Linked DNA regions of Homo sapiens: all the other regions are linked to region 1. A link is an interaction called in ENCODE POLR2A ChIA-PET data of the cell type or tissue named here. Cell type or tissue: MCF 10A. All regions are shown on one strand. Each heading gives the region's core, and the rest is flanking DNA. Links, peaks and the distances in the headings are about the cores only.

What was found. ChIA-PET counts read pairs that join two places held together with the same protein. Peaks named below come from ENCODE experiments on the same cell type or tissue, not always from the same donor. Only the 100,000 strongest peaks of a DNase experiment are listed, where the experiment ranks them.
Region 2: POLR2A ChIA-PET joins it to region 1 with 11 read pairs; 3 of 35 experiments call an interaction of 5 or more read pairs at or near these places.
Region 3: POLR2A ChIA-PET joins it to region 1 with 11 read pairs; 3 of 35 experiments call an interaction of 5 or more read pairs at or near these places.

What each region holds. Positions count from the first base shown.
Region 1 is chr13:52,408,759-52,414,266 of GRCh38, forward strand. It overlaps VPS36 (vacuolar protein sorting 36 homolog), which reads right to left. Exons shown (of 14, transcript NM_016075.4): 14 at 3,848-5,508. Among named protein-coding and RNA genes, the nearest start is that of THSD1, 5.3 kb to the left of the region's middle. In MCF 10A, for the core only: no CTCF peak of the experiment used is centred there; a DNase peak (open chromatin) is centred at 3,013.
Region 2 is chr13:52,342,144-52,347,651 of GRCh38, forward strand. It overlaps LOC105370207 (a long non-coding RNA gene), which reads right to left. Exons shown (of 3, transcript XR_007063810.1): 2 at 3,082-3,157; 3 at 2,428-2,517. Among named protein-coding and RNA genes, the nearest start is that of LINC02333, 11 kb to the left of the region's middle. In MCF 10A, for the core only: no CTCF peak of the experiment used is centred there; no DNase peak of the experiment used is centred there.
Region 3 is chr13:52,350,147-52,355,654 of GRCh38, forward strand. No RefSeq gene overlaps it. Among named protein-coding and RNA genes, the nearest start is that of LINC02333, 19 kb to the left of the region's middle. In MCF 10A, for the core only: no CTCF peak of the experiment used is centred there; no DNase peak of the experiment used is centred there.

The DNA.
Region 1 (5,508 bases), core at 1,532-4,031:
AAAAAAGAGTTTTAAGTTTTTGGGAATATATGAGAGGATAGATTCCACCTTAACAGCTGTGCTTGTTAAATTGAGTAACTATGCAGTATGGTTTAACACTTGCTTTTCTTTTATGCAGAATATACCATTTGACAGCAAAACTAATATCCGGTATGCAGAATATACCATTTGACAGCAAAACTAATATCTGGTAATGGAAATCAAAGCACAGTGGTGGCCTTTGGAGAGCGATGACAGGAAAGAGGCACCAGGAAACTTTTAGGGGGCGACAGATATGTTCTACTGTTTGGAGTGTGAGTTACATGGATTTACTAAGCATTTGTTAAAACTTGTCTGACTGAAGATCTGTGCATTACAGTTTGTAAACTGTACCTCATTTAAAAAAAAATTTTTAAATATGTGATTTGCAGGTCTTTGACTCTATCACTTCATTTTTAAAAAGGTAGCACAAGTATTTACTTATATGTTACCAGAGGTATAAAATTTTCTAAGAACTTATATTGTCAGCCAGGTGCAGTGGCTCATGGCTGTAATCACAACAATTTGGGAAACCAAGGCAGGAGGTTTGCATGAGCCCAGTACTTTTAGACCAGCCTGGGCAAAACAGCAAGACTCCATCGCCACAATAAATAAGAAATTATTTGGGAGGCCAAGGCAGGTGGATCGCTTGAGCTCAAGAGTTCAAGACCAGCCTGGGCATCATGGCAAAACCCTGTCTCTACCAAAAATAGAATGTACTAGCCGGCTGTGATGGCACGTGCCTGTGGTCCCAGCTACTTGGGAGGCTGAGGCAGGAGGATCACTTGAACCCAGGTGGAGGCTTCAGTGAGCCAAGATGATGCCACTGCACAGGCTGGGTAAGACCCCGTCTCAAAAAATAAAATAAATAAAAAATTAGCCAGGTGTGGTGGCATGTACCTGTTGTCCCAGCTACTCTGGAGGCTGAGGTGGGAGAATTACTTGAGCCCGAGAGGTTGGGGCTACAGAGAACAGTGATCACGCCACTGCACTCCAGCCTACATGACAGAGTGAGACCAACCAATCTTGTCAAATAGTTACTTCTAGCAATACTAATTAAATCCATCCAAAGTTTCAAAGAAGACTTTAAGGTGATCATCCAATTTCACTGCCAGTAGAATTATCTAGTCTAATTTCCATTCACCAATTTACACTAGGATTCTTTTTCAAATACATACCACCCACTCCCTGGCATTTCAGTTTTAAAAGCAAAAGCTCAGTGGAAAGAGCAGGCATTGGAGTTACAAAAGTACAAAAATTATCTGGTGTGGTGGTGTGCACCTGTAGTTCCAGCCATCAGGAGGCTGAGGCGGGAGGACTGCTTGAGCCCAGAAGGCAGAGGTTGCAGTGAGCCGAGATTGTGCCACTGCGCTCCAGCCTGGGCAATAGAACCAGACCCTGTCTGAAAAAAAAAAAAAATTATATGGGGGTATAAGGAACCCAGAACAGGATAAAACAATCTTGAAAATGAAGAGCGTATTTGGAGGACTCACACTTTCCAATTTCAGAACTTACTACAGGCTGGTTCATGCCTGTAATCCCAGCACTTTGGGAAGCCAAGGCAGACGGATCACTTGAGGTCAGGAGTTTGAGACCAGCCTGACCAACAGCGAAACCCCATCTCTACTAAAAAAAAAAAAAAAAAAAAAAAATTAGCTGGGGATGGTGGCACACACCTGTAGTCCCAGCTACTCAGGAGGCTGAGGCAGGAGAATTGCTTGAACCCGGGAGGCGGAGGTTGCAGTGAGCCGAGAATGTGCCACTGCACTCCAGCCTGGGTGACAGAGTGAGAGTCGGTCTCAAAAAAAAAAGTAACTTACTACAAAGCAGTAGTAATCAAGACAGTGTGATATTAGCAAAAAGATAGATAAATAGCTAGAAATGCAAGTTCAGAAACTCATATCTATGGTCAATTGAGTTTTTAAAAATTACTTTTTAAAACAAAAAACCCCATATGCAAGCATATGGTCAATTGTTTTTTGACAAGTGTGCCAAGACCATTTAATGGTCAACTAATGGTGCTGGCATAACCAAATAGCCACATGCAAAAGAATGAAGTTGGACCTCCTCCTTACACTGCATACAAGTAAAAAGATACACTTTTAGATAAGCCTAGATTAAATTCCAGCCCTGACACTGCAAATCTGGGTAGATTTCTTAATCCCTCCTTCCCTTCACTGTAGAAAGCATATAATAGTTATTGTGAAATATTATAGTGATTAAGTGAAACATATCGGAGGCAGCTTTCTCTGCATTAATCTTTCAGGCACATACTTTTTCCCCAAAAAGCTACTCTTCAAGGGAGGAAATCCAGGTACAAGTGGCTCTATCAATATGCTTGGTCATTTTTTAAATAACAGCTTTATTGAACTGATTGGTCAATTTTGTCTCCATTAGAATTCTTGCCAAACTGTACTGCTGTCTTTATTGGACAGTTAAGATACAGTTTAACGTTTTCAGGCCGGGCGCGGTGGCTCACGCCTGTAATCCCAGCACTTTGGGAGGCTGAGGCGGGCGGATCACGAGGTCAGGAGATCGAGACCAACCTGGCTAACATGGTGAAACCCCGTCTCTACTAAAAAAAAAAAAAAAGATATAGTTTAACGTTTTCTAAAAGAAGGCAATATAAAAATCAAAGGAAAAAATGCTTTCAAACAAACAGTGGTATGGTCAGTATTGAACTATAACTGTTCTGGCTCTCAAAATACCTTCAGTTTTCTTTCTGGGTCAGTGACTGATCTAGTAATCTTGTGCAAATTGTATAAAATTTATACATTATCTCAATAACTCCGTTTATACAAATGGAGAGAGCTTTTATGTCTCTGGGTAATGCTCTGAGATGAAAGCTATAACTGACTCATGATTTCGTATCAGGACACAAGGAAGAAGACGAATGGCTCAATTTCCACACTGTAATAACAAGAACTTACATGTGTATAACAACTACTCTGGAGTGCTTTCCACATCATGGACATGGCCCATGCCATATTTGAGTAAGACAGAGCAGATCTCACTCAGACAGGCTAAGCCTTGACAAGTCTGGTTGAGAAACCTCTTGGGAAGAGGGTAAAAGACAGAGTTGGTCTGCTAGGCAACTCGTGCATGACTCAGTACTATAATTCAAAAATCACTCAATTCAGTTAATACTTTACTAGGAATCTACCATGTAGTCACTGACCTAGGTCAGTGAGAATTCAAAAGAAATGTTACACGACAGTCTTTGAACTTAAACCCAGTTTCTCTATTTTCTTATGGTATCAAGACAACATTTAAGAGAACAAGACAAAATATAGTTAAGCATATGGAAAAGACAGTAACTCTTGTAGAGTTTAGAAATAATAGAGCTGTGTATTGGAAACATTTCTGATGCAGGCAGGATTGAGCAAAGTATAATTTAGATTGGTGGGGGTGGGCGTGGGAGAGGGGAGGTGAGTGGGAAGAAGTAAAGAAAGGTTTGGACAGACAAGGGAAATATCCAGGAGCAGGAAGGGGCACACCTCTGCTGTTCCCTTTTCCCAACACCTTCCACTTACTGACAATCTCTTGGTCTTTGTGAGCCTAGTTTACCAGGTTCTTCCTTTCCCTTCCAAAGCCCTCCACCAGGACTAAGGGCTCCTTTTTCTGTCTTCCCCAGCATGGTACATATGCCCCTTCCATGGCACATATGCCCCTTCCATGGCACTTACTTCATTCCATCTTCAGTGAAAGTTGCTTACATGTCTGTTTCCCCAACTAGGTTTCCCTTTTCTTAAGGACACAGCTGTATCTTATTCATCTTTGTATCCCCTCCCACTACCAGTGCCCAACAAAACTGCTCACACAAAATTGCTATGTGTTCAAAAAAATGTTTTTTTTATTGAATTGAATGGGAGCTAAAGTAGGATAAAGTGGAGCCAAATTATAAATAGGAATATAGGTAGGAGTTCATTCATTCAGTAAATATTTATTGAATGCTTATTGTGTCCAGGCCCTGTTCTCAGCTCTTAGAATACATCCATGAACAAACCAGATAAAAACTTCTGCCCTTGCGCAGCTTATACTCTAGATCGTAAGGGATGGGATTAGCAATAAATTTACATAAATTCAACCATACCTACTGGAAAAAGACACATGCATGGAAATTATTAATGCTATAAGAATCTCTTGATATGCAGTTTGTATTTTTGTACTTAATATAAGCATAATATATTCATACCTACATATCACTCCACAGGGATTTAAACTTTAAGACTACAAAGAGAAATTTATTGGTAATTTAGGAGATTTTCAAGGACCATTCTGAGCATGCTCAATTTTGTCCTTAGGCACGGTCTTTAAAACCTAACCACCTTACAAGTTGTGACTCCACTGTACCAAAATGAAGACTCTGAGACTTTTGGGCAAAAGAACCATTTTAAGTATTTGAGTATGAGAAAGATGACAGGATGAATCCACATTCTCTCAGATTAATCTGGTAACAAGGAACAAGAAAGAGTACATTCATCTGAATATACATGGTCAGGTAACAGTGGAATTCACATCAAGAATTTTTTAAAAAAAGAAACCAGTTCATGACATGTCCCATTGTTTTAAGACAACTAAAACAGTAAGAGCTCAATGTCATAAGTATTTATAAGCAACTCTTAATTATAAAATCCAAAGGAAAAATTCTTAACATAACTGGCTTTAGTATGATTAAAGGTTTCTCATTTGCATATATGTTTCAGAGTATTTAAAAAGAATGCCAAGAAAAATCATTTTTAAATTTTGCAATAATTTTACTCTATATACATTGATACCAATCATTTAACCCTGAAAACACAGTCTTCACTAACACAATGTAAAAAAATTTTTTGACAGTAAATGACCAGAAATATTGCATTACCATAAAGCTACAAAGAGGCTCATGCTCCTAAGAGCAAAGTTAGGAAAACAAAAAAATAATAATTATACCAGTGATAAGCACCAAGACAGAACTTTTTTGCACTTAGGGCCTGATTGGTTGTATTTAAACATAACTTCTACATTAGAGGGCCAAAATAACACCTTATAATAATGGCCTGAAAAAAAAAGATAAAAATACACAAATACATACAAAGGTCTCGAAACAGTGAAGAATGCCCACTTTAAAAATAAAATCAATCATACTCATTTTTAAATTAATGTGACATTTGCAAAATATATTTATATATCACTTTTCTTCCTTCTTAAGTTATTTTATACAATTCAGATTGCTCCATTTTTTTTCATCAGTTGTCACACTAAAGTAAACAAATATGTTAAATTATGTAGGTTTGCAGTAATGAATCCAAACCATTAGCGCTAGATTGAGTAGCTCCAGCAATCTTCCTTGCAACTCACTCCAGCTGGTGAAACAGATTATTTATCTTCATAATTTTAAAAGCCTTAGCCAGGTGAGAGAGAGAGAGAGTGTGTGTGTGTGTACAAGTTTGCCAGAGCAGTGTGAGACAGTAAGTACCAACCAGAAAGAGGTGAGACATACAAACAAGC
Region 2 (5,508 bases), core at 1,722-4,221, 66 kb before region 1:
TAGTTCAACCCTTGTGGAAGACAGTATGGCAATTCCTCAAAGATCTAAAGGCAGGAATAGCATTTGACGCAGCAATCCCATTACTGGGTATATACCCAAAGGAATATAAATCATTCTGTCATAAATATACATGCACCTGTATGTTTATTGCAACACTATTCACAATGGCAAAGACATGGAATCAACCCAAATGCCTATCAATAATAAACTGGATAAAGACAATGTGGTACACATACACCATGGAATACTATGCAGCCATAAAAAGGAATGAGATCATGTCCTTTGTAGGGACACAGATGGAGCTGGAAGCTGTTATCTTCAGCAAACTAACAGAGGAACAGAAAACAAAACAACACATGTTCTCACTTATAAGTGGGCGCTGAATGGTGAGATCACATGGACACATGGCAGGGAACAAAACACACTGAGGCCTGTTGCGGGGAGGGCCTGATGCAGGGAGGGAGAGCATCAGGAAGAACAGATAATGGATGCTGGGCTTAATACCAAGGTGATGGGTTGATCTGTGCAGCAAACCACCATGGCACACATTTACCAATGTAACGAAACTGCACATCCTGCACATGTACTCCAGAACTTAAAATAAATGTTGAAGGAAACAAAAACAAAAAAGAGGCCGGACGCAGGAGCTCACCCCTGTAATCCCAGCACATTAGGAGACCAAGGTGGATTGTTCACGAGGTCAGGAGTTTGAGACCAGCCTGACCAACATGGTGAAACCCCATCTCTACTAAAAATACAAAAATTAGCCAGGCACGGTGGGGGGCACCTGTAATCCCAGCTACTCAGGAGGCTGAGGCAGGAGAATCACTTGAACCCGGGAGGCGGAGGTTGCAGTGAGCCGAGATCGCGCCATTGCACTTCAGCCTGGGTGACAGAGTGAGACTCCATCTCAAAACAAAACAAAACAAAAAGCAAAAATAGAAAATCCTTTATAAATATTTGTTAAATTGGTAGGATTGTTAGCATAATTTACAAAAATTTTATTCATATTATTCTATAACATATCTAAATAACATTCATGTTAACAAATATCAATGGTTCTTTGATTTAAAAGTGGTGAAAAACAAGCTAATCGTAAGTTTTCTATACACCCATATATTTTCCAATAGCATGACACTGTCCAGATATTTAGAAATAGGCTATCCGGAAAAGAAAGAACTTGCTGAACTCCAGAAAATATAAAGTAGATACAATTCAAGGTTTTTGAACCTTGGAAAAGGAAGGATAATTTTCTATAAATAATTTTTTCACAACTGTGTTTCTTATATTCATACCCGGGTATCTTAATTGGTGTATTACCAATTTGCTTCACTAGATGGAGATATGAGGCCCAATAACTATAAATTTCTTCAAAAATGAAGCATAACTCTTGATATTTTGAAAAACATAATTTATTTGTAGAAGAGAAACTACAGCTTGTAAGACTCTTCTTAAGGGAGACGATCTTCCATGTAATACATTGTTGGCCCCAGGGAGAAACGTTTGCTGGGATTGATGGTGAGTAGTTTACTAGTTAATATTTCATCAGTGTACTGAGTAGATTTTTTCATTTATTCACCCACTTATATGTTCCTTTTTTTTTCTTTTGAGATGGAGTCTTGCTCTGTCGCCCAGGCTGGAGTGCAGTGGCGTCATCTCGGATCACTGCAAGCTCCGCCTCCCGGGTTCAAGTGATTCTCCTGCCTCAGCCTCCAAGTAGCTGGGACTACAGGCGCCCCCCCCCACCCCCACCACAGCCCGGCTAAGTTTTTGTATTTTTAGTAGAGACGGGGTTTCACCGTGTTAGCCAAGATGGTCTCGATCTCCTGACCTCGTGATCCGCCTACCTCGGCCTCCCAAAGTGCTGGGATTACAGGCGTGAGCCACAACCCTCCACCTATATGTTCATTTTTTTATTCATTGACCAAACACTTAGTTTGCCCGACACTGTTAGGCATTGGGATACAAAAATAAGGACACAATCCCCACTCCTCAAGAAGCTCACAGTCTCCGTCAAGTAGGGGAGAAAAGTATGTAAACTATTAATTAGAATACGTTCAGGGCAGAATTATAGAATGGGTTAACACAAGGTTTGCTGGCTGCACGAAGAGAGAAACAGCTGGCTCTTATTGAGTAAGAGAACATGCTTAGGATGAGTTTCAAGGGGTGAATAATTCAGAGGCAGTCCAGAATGAGAATAAGACTATAGCAGTCCAGACAACACTTGGTGAGGGAGTTCGCTTGAAGGAAACAAAAACAAAACCAAAAATAAGGCCGGGCGCTGAGGCTCACGCCTATAATCCCAACACTTTGGGAGGCCGAGGAGGGCGGTTCACGAGGTCAGGGGTTTGAGACCTTCCTGACCAACATGGTGAAACCCCAACTCTACTAAAAATACAAAAATTAGCTGGGCGAGGTGGCACGCACCTGTAATCCCAGCTATTCAGGAGGCTGAGGCAGGAGAATCTCTTGAACCCGGGAGGCAGAGGTTGCAGTGAGCTGAGATCAGGTGGGTACCTGTGGGAATAGAAAGGAGGAGATGAGTGCACAAGATGTAGAGAAGGTAGAATACGTTAGACTTAATGGCTCAATGATTGTTGGAATCAAACGGGAGGAGGAAATTTTCTAGATAGTTTGAAAAAAGCACTGTGGAAGTCAGGATAAAAATTCAACATGACTAGGAGAAATTGAAAATAATTTTTGTTTTTTGAGACGGAGTCTCGCTCTGTTGCCCAAGGGGGAGTGCAGTGGCGCCATCTTGGCTCATTGCAAGCTCCACCTCCCAGGTTCACGCCATTCTGCCTCAGCCTCCCAAGTAGCTGGGACTACAGGTGCTCGCCACCAAGCTCAGCTAAGTTCTTTTGTATTTTTAGTAGAGACGGGGTTTCACAGTGTTAGCCAGGATGGTCTTGATCTCCTGACCTTGTGATCCACCCGTCTTGGCCTCCCAAAATGCAGGTGTGAGCCACCCACCTCTTCCCGGCTGAAAATAATTTTAATAAGCCACCTCTATTCATATCTTAAATTGTAAACTGCCTTCCCACTCCCTTTTCTTGAGATCTCACCCCATTTTCTGCTTACTCTGGCATGTAGACATATTCTTCCTGCCGAATGAGTCAGTCTCAGTCTAGATTTGTGCTGACATGTCTTAAATTTCCTGTAAAAATAAGAAACTAGTACATTATCTCTCTCTCTTTCCCCCTTTTCCTCTATCTCTGTCAAAGACACACACCATGCACATACATGCACACACACTGACAAGGATATAGAAAAAGTATAGTGTCATCTTTATAGAAAATGTATGGAATTACTGTGCATAAAGCAGAGAAACAATCCTGTACTCATAACATACCCCAGGAAACTGTGCAGTTGTTACTCTCGAGTGTTCTTGGATTCTGAAATGGAAGATAGGACTTACTGCAGACATTTCATACTCATCTATTTGGAATAGTTCTTCTAGGTTTTTTTTTTTTGTAAAGTCCTATTATTTATGGAAAGATTGGAAATCTAGAGTTTTTTGTTTGTTTCCAGTCTTTCTCTTAATTTCCGTGAATTTAACTCGGTTCTTATCTAACATTCATGTGTTTAATTTTATTCATCCCTAACACAGGGCATATAATAATACACACCCAGTGAGTGTGTGAGACTCATGGAGAAGCAGGTTTGCCATGACCCCATAAACCAGCCCAGACAGCTGACAGAGGCAACTTGAGGTGGGGGGAGAGAGAGAAGAAAAGTTGAAGTCACAGAGAGCACTTTCCCTACAGGCAGAGTCAAAAGAGGCAGAAAAATGTAAACTTCAAAAATTCTGGACTTGCTTTTAAAAGCTTTGTGTTTTTTATTTGCATAGTGATGAAGAAAAAAGAATTTAGCTGTGCATATTTGAGTTCCATCTAGAGATTCTCCCAGCCTCCCTATCCATCTCGTCATCTGTATCCACATCATCTCTGTTTACATCTATACCCTTGTCTACGCTTTAATCTACTTCCATTAGCTTCTCATCTTCCTCATGTCTGGATCATGCTGGTGGTACAAATAGGGTGGACAGAGGAGCACTGGGAGTAACATAAACTATGTTTGACGACTGGAACAAGCTCAACAAGTACAGACTCCACCTGTCTTTGCAGTATATTTTTGAAAAACTTTGTACAGGGTTCAAGTCTAAATTGTTTCAGATATAACGTGAGCCAATGGAAGGAGCACAAGAGGTTTACATTAGAAGGTCTTGGTTCATAGAGTTCCTTGGAAAAGTGGTTGATTCCAGGTCTGGGTCAGGGAAAATCTAATTGAGCATGAAAATCTTGTGATATCAGAAAATAAAGAAGGACTCAAAACAACAACAGCTACTCCCCAATGACAGAGTCAAAAGGATGAAGAGCCCACCATTGGAGTTTCCAATGGCCAAAGTCGGAACAGTTTGACCAAGAAAATAATGACAATATTTGATTCTAAACTAGTGGAATAAAATAAATATCCATCAGTCCATATATATCAGCATAAATAAATAAGTGAATGAATAAATACATAAATAAATGGGGGAGAAGTGATACTTCTACCTTACAGGAGAATTGTAATTAATGAATGCAGGAGAAATGAGGAAAATACAAAGTCACTGTTGGGTGGACAGCACAATAATAATTGTTGCAGACAAGATCTACTGGTAGTCTAAAATCATTGGGTGAAAGTTTGAGGTAAAACAGGATATTAGCATAGTCTCAGTGTATCTCCTCCAAGATATCTGTCAATCACAAAAGAAAACATAGTAGGTGTACAGTGGAGAGACCTGCCAGATGCCAGTGTTTTTTTTTAAATCTTTTTTTTTTTTTTTTTTTTTTTTTGAGACAGAGTCTCACTCATCGCCCAGGCTGGAGTGCAGTGGCAACATCTTGGCTCACTACAATCTCTGCCTCCTGGTTCAAGCGATTCTTCTGCCTCGACCTCCCGAGTAGCTGGGATTACAGGCATTTGCCACCATGCCCAGCTAATTGTTTTGTATTTTTAATAGAGATGGGGTTTCATCACGTTGGTCAGGCTGGTCTTTAACTCCTGACCTCAGGTGATCCACCCACCCCGGCCTCCCAAAATGCTGACCCTGACTCTTCAAAAGGGTCAAGGTCATAGAAGGCAGAGTGTGAGACAATCTCTCAGATTGGAGAAGTCGGACAAGTGGTACCTAAATGCAACATGGGATTCTGAATCAGAACATACAGAAAAAAAAAAAAAAGACACAAGGGAGAAAACTCATAAAATTCAAATTAGGTCTGTAATTTAATAGTATTGTACCAGTGTGAATTAAGTTAATTTTCTGGTTTTGATCATTTAACTATGGCTGCATAATTATTAACATTAGGGAAAGCTGGGTGAAGGTTATACATAAAGTCTCTGCACTATTTTTGTAACTTTTCCATAAGTCTCACGTTATTTAAAATTTTAAGTTTTATTTTTTAAGACCTTGGCTCGAGTCTGAGCTCTAACACTTATTAGCTCTGTAACCTTTCTGGGGCTCAA
Region 3 (5,508 bases), core at 1,386-3,885, 59 kb before region 1:
TTGCTTGCCTTTTAACTTTACGTAGATAGAATCATATCATGGCCCAGAGTGGTGGCTCACACCTGTAATCCCACCACTTTGGGATGCTGAGGCGGGCAGATCACGAGGTCAGGAGTTCGAGAGCAGCCTGGCCAACATGGTGAAACCCCATCTCTACTAAAAAGACAAAAATTAGCCGGACATGGTGGCAGGCACCTGTAATCTCAGTTACTTGGGAGGCTGAGGCAGGAGAATCGTTTGAACCCAGGAGGCAGAGGTTGCAGTGAGCCAAGATCATGCCATTACACTCCAACCTGGATGACAGGGAAAGACTCCATCTCAAAAAAAAAAAAAAAAAAAAAAAAAAATCGTACCATAAGCACTCTTCTATTAACATATTATCTAGCTTCTTTTGTTCAATATATTATGTTGGAGGCTCACATTGTTGCATGTATTCAAGGTTCTCTTGCTTTGTTGACTAATAGTACACTGTACAATATAGTACACTTTGTTTATCCATTCTTCAGCTGACAGAATTTGGGTTGTTTACAACTTGGGGCTATTAGGAATATAGCCCTATGAATATTTAAGTACAAGTCTTTTTGTGGACATACGCTTTTATTTCTCTTGGGTAAATACTTAACAGTGGAATTTTTTTTTTTTTAAGACGGAGTCTCGCTCTGTCGCCCAGGTTGGATGCAGTGGCGCGATCACCGCTCACTGCAAACTCCGCCTACCGGGTTCACGCCATTCTCCTGCCCAGTAGCTGGGACCACAGGCTCCCGCCACCACGCCCGGCTTATTTTTTTGTATTTTTAGGAGAGACGGGTTTTCACCGTGTTGGCCGGGATGGTCTCAATCTCCTGACCTTGTGATCTGCCCGCCTCGGCCTCCCAAAGTGCTGGGATTACAGGCGTGAGCCACCGCCCCGGGCAGAGTGGAATTTTTATTTATTTAAAGGGTCCAATCTTACTACCTTTTTTTTTTTTTTTGAGGTGGAGTCTCGCTCTGTCGTCCAGGCTGGAGTGCAATGGCGCGATCTCGGCTCACTGCAAGAGCCGAGTTCACGCCATTCTCCTGCCTCAGCCTCCCGAGTAGCTGGGACTACAGGCGCCCGCCATTACGCCCAACTAACGTTTTGTATTTTTCGTAGAGATGGGGTTTCACCGTCAGGATGGTCTCGATCTTCTGACCTTGTGATCCACCCGCCTGGGCCTACCAAAGTGCTGGGATTAGAGACCTGCGCCTCCGCGCCCGACCACTACTTGTTTTTATAATGACTCATATGCACAAAATAATTTCTTAAACGCTATTTATTGGCTTTTAACTTTTCTAACCTATAGACAAAACAAGTGAAATGTAACTATAATTATAGAAGAGACTAAACAGTGGAGAAAAGAGCATGGTAGGTAAGAGGAACAGCATGTGCAGAGGCCCTGAGGAGGAAACAGCTTGGTGTATTGAAGAACCTGAGACCATGTGACTAGAGTACAGTGTTTGAAAAGAATAGTGGTAGGAGGGGAGGATGGCTGGAGTCCAATGAAGAACAGCCTAGTAGGCCACATTAAGCATGTGCGCCTGATGAATAGTTTTAGGAAGTAGAGTCATGTGATTCATTATTTTCTGTGGAGGGAATGCAAATATAAAAGGGGAAAGGGCTGGGCGCGGTAGCTAAGGCCTGTAATCCCAACACTTTGGGAGGCCGAGGTGGACGGATCACGAGGTCAGGAGATGGAGACCATCCTGGCTAACCCGGTGAAACCCTGTCTCTACTAAAAATACAAAAAATTAGCCGGGCCTGGTGGCGGGCACCTGTAGTCCCAGCTCCTCGGGAGGCTGAGGTAGGAAAATGGCGTGAACCCGGGAGGCGGAGCTTGCAGTGAGCCGAGATCGCGGCACTGCACTCCAGCCTGGGCGACAGAGGAAGACTCCTTATCAGAAAAAAAAAAAAAAAAAAAAGACAGCCTAGTAGGCCACATTAAGCATGTGCGCTTGATGAATACTTTTAGGAAGTAGAGTCATATGGTTCATTATTTTCTGTGGAGGGAATGCAAATATAAAAGGGGAAGGGGCTGGGCACGGTAGCTAATGCCTGTAATCCCAGTATTTTGGGAAGCCGAGGTGGGTGAATCACCTGAGGTCGGGAGTTCGAGACCATCCTGGCCAACATGGTGAAACCCCGTCTCTACTAAAAATACAAAAATTAGCTGGGCGTGGTGGTGCGTTCCTGTAATCCCACCTACTCAGGAGGCTGAGGCAGGAGAATCACTTACACCAGGGAGTTGGAGGTTGCAGTGAGCCGACATTGCACCACTGCACTCCAGACAGGGGACAGAGTGAGACTCCATCTAAAAAAAAATACAAAAATTAGCTGGAAATCATAGCAGGTGCCTGTAATCCCAGCTACTCGGCAGGCTGAGGCAGGAGAATCACTTGAACCCGGGAGGCGGAGGTTGCAGTGAGCCGAGATTGCGCCATTGCACTCCAGCCTCGGCGACAGAGCAAGACTCCTTCTCAAAAAAAAAAAAAAAAAAAAAGAAAGAAAAGAAAGAAAAGAAAGAAAGAAAAGAAAAGAAAAAAAGAAAAGAAAGAGAACAGAAGAAGCTCCTGTAGTAAATCTTCAGAGAGATGGACATGCATTAGGGTAGAGATGAAAAGACCTGGGCAAATTGAAACATATTTTGGAAGTAGAATTTGAGCTTATGGCATCTACAAAAACAAACGAATATTCATCGTAAAAAACAAAACAATAAAAAATTCAAGTAAATTACCAAGTGATAATTCTGAAATCTTAATTTGTTATTTTTTGTGGCGGTGATGGGGCTGATGCTTTTCTGTGAGTTATTGAAAGAGGTCTTTCCAGGACAGCTAAAAGAAATTAGGCTAAGGAGAATTGGTAAATTTAAAAGCAAATAATGAGGTAGAAAAAGACATTAAATCATTTTATTTTAAGTATCAAAAATTCAGACCTAAAACAGAGACATGAGATATCAATGAGTGATGTCTTACTGTAGCCAGTCTTATTAAGCTTTATTAGAAGTATGGGCTCACAGACCTACTTCTCTTGGCTTCATATCTGCCTCTTTGATGAAATAGAGAAACACTCAAGGTCTTTACTACACAGTGGTGTAGAGATGTTACTGCCCTAAAATATATTGCATAACAAGCTTATGCATGTGAAATAACTTTAAAACACATTCATTTCACTGGACTCATCCAGTTTGGGATCTAGCCAGTGGTAATACCAAGTGACAGTTTCGGGAGGCTTAAATCATTCCTAAAATCTCCATCATCCTCTTATCAAAGCTTCCAACTAAATATACAGTCTAAAGAATAAGATATGCTCTGCAAATGAAACTTTGAGGCTTGTTTGCTAACCCTGTTGTATTAGTTTGCAGGGTTGCCATAACACAAAGTACCACAGACTGGATTGTTTAAAACAACAGAAATTTGTTTCTCTCTCTTTCTCTCTCTGTCTCCCATTTTCATAGGACACATTATCTGGTAACTTAATGAGAAACAGAACATAGAAAGTAAAATTGTGAGACCTTTCATATCTAAAAATGTTTTGATTAATAGTTTAATTGATACTGAATACCTCATTGGAAAACATTTTCTCCTACAGTTTGAAAGAGTTGTTTCATTGTCTTATTTGACTTCAGAGTTGCAGATAAGAATTCTGATTCTGAATCTAAATCTCCCTGTTTTGAGCCTTTCCTCCTCACTCCAACTCTGCATGATGTTTGGTGATACCAAATCCTGAACTTGCCCGGTGCTCTCTGGAACAAATTGGTTCCCTCTCTTTGGCATCCCTCTCCTCAGGCAGTTAGGTTTAGCTTTCTTAGGTTTAGGTTTCAACTTGCGAACTCAATTACCATTCCTCTGTTGAGGGGTGACCACGAAAATATTTAATTACAAGGGGTGCAGGAGCACAGAACAGACACTGCCTGTAAATAATCAGTGGGGTCATGTCAGAGTGGAACAGTGAGTACTAATTCAGTATCTGCTCTGCTTCCATTCAATTTCTATTCTCTAACACTTTGGTGACATCTTTTTTTTTTTTTTTTTTCTTCACTGTTTTCTACTTTTCCCATTTTACTTGGGCTTGGGCATGCATGCCTTTTTGTATTTCTTTATTGTCATTTTGGCAGGGTTTCAGCAGGAGTAAAAATAAATGTGTGTATTTAAAAGCTATGTTTAGCAAAAAGTCTACAAGATGCTCAATATCTACTATCACATTTAATTTTTTTTTGAGATGGCATCTCGCTCTGTCGCCCAGGCTGGAGTGCAGTGACGCGATCTCGGCTCACTGCAACCTCCGCCTCACGGGTTCATGTGATTCTCCTGCCTCAGGCTCCTGGGATCCAGAAGACAAAGCCAAAAGACTGAGCAGGCGCAAGTCAGACTGGACCTCTATATAGTCAGGCTGAAGAGGACATCTCAGTGGATTTGCCAGGGCACCCACCACATTAATGTTAGTTGTAAATCTGTAAGAAGACGCACACCAGAAAGGCAGCTATAATACTGTGGTTAAGACTGTAGGCTGTGGAGGAAATTGCGTGGGTTACAATTTAACCATTTTTAAATGTGCAATTCAGTGGCATTAAGTACATTCATATTGTCCTGCAACCATCCCCACCATCCATCTGCAAAACGTTTTCATCTTCCTGAATGAAACTCTTTACTCATCAAACATGAACTCCCATTTTTTCCCTTCCCAAACCCCTGACAACCACCTGTCTACTTCCTCTTTCTATAAATTTGGCTTTTCCAGGTACCTCATATGAGTGGAAGCATACAATATTTGCCCTTTTGTGTCTGGCTTATTTCACTGAGCATATGTTCTTACAGTTCATCCATGTTGTAGCATGTGTCAGAATTTCCTTCCTTTCTAAGGCTTAATAGTATTCCATTATATGTATATATCATATTTTGTTTATCCATTCGTCAGTAGACATTAACATTATTTCCACCTTTTGCCTACAGTGAATAATGCTGCTAAAAACGTCAGTAAACAAATATCTATTTGAGTTCCTGCTTTCAGTGCTTTTATATATTCACACCCAGAAGTGGATCATATAGTAATTTTACATTTACTTTTTTGAGGGACTGCCATACTATTTTCCCACAAGGCTGCACCATTTTACACTCCCAACAGCAATATACAAGTGTTCCAACTTCTACATATCCTCACCAACACTTGTTGTTTTCTGTTTTCTGATACCAGCCATCCTAATTGGTGTGAAGAGGAGGCTCACTGTAGTTTTGATTTGTATTTCCCTAATGATTAAAGATGTTGAGTACCTTTTCAGGTGTTTTTGTTGGCCATTTATCAATCTTCTTTGGAGAAACATATATTCAGTTCCTTGCTCATTTTTGAATTGGATTGTTTGGCTTTTTTGTTGTTGAATTCTCAGATTTCTTTGTATATTCTGGGTAATAATCCCTTATCAGATGTGTGATCTGCAAATACTTTCTCCCACTTTGTGGGTTGTCTTTTACTCTGTTGATAGTGTCCTGTGATGCACA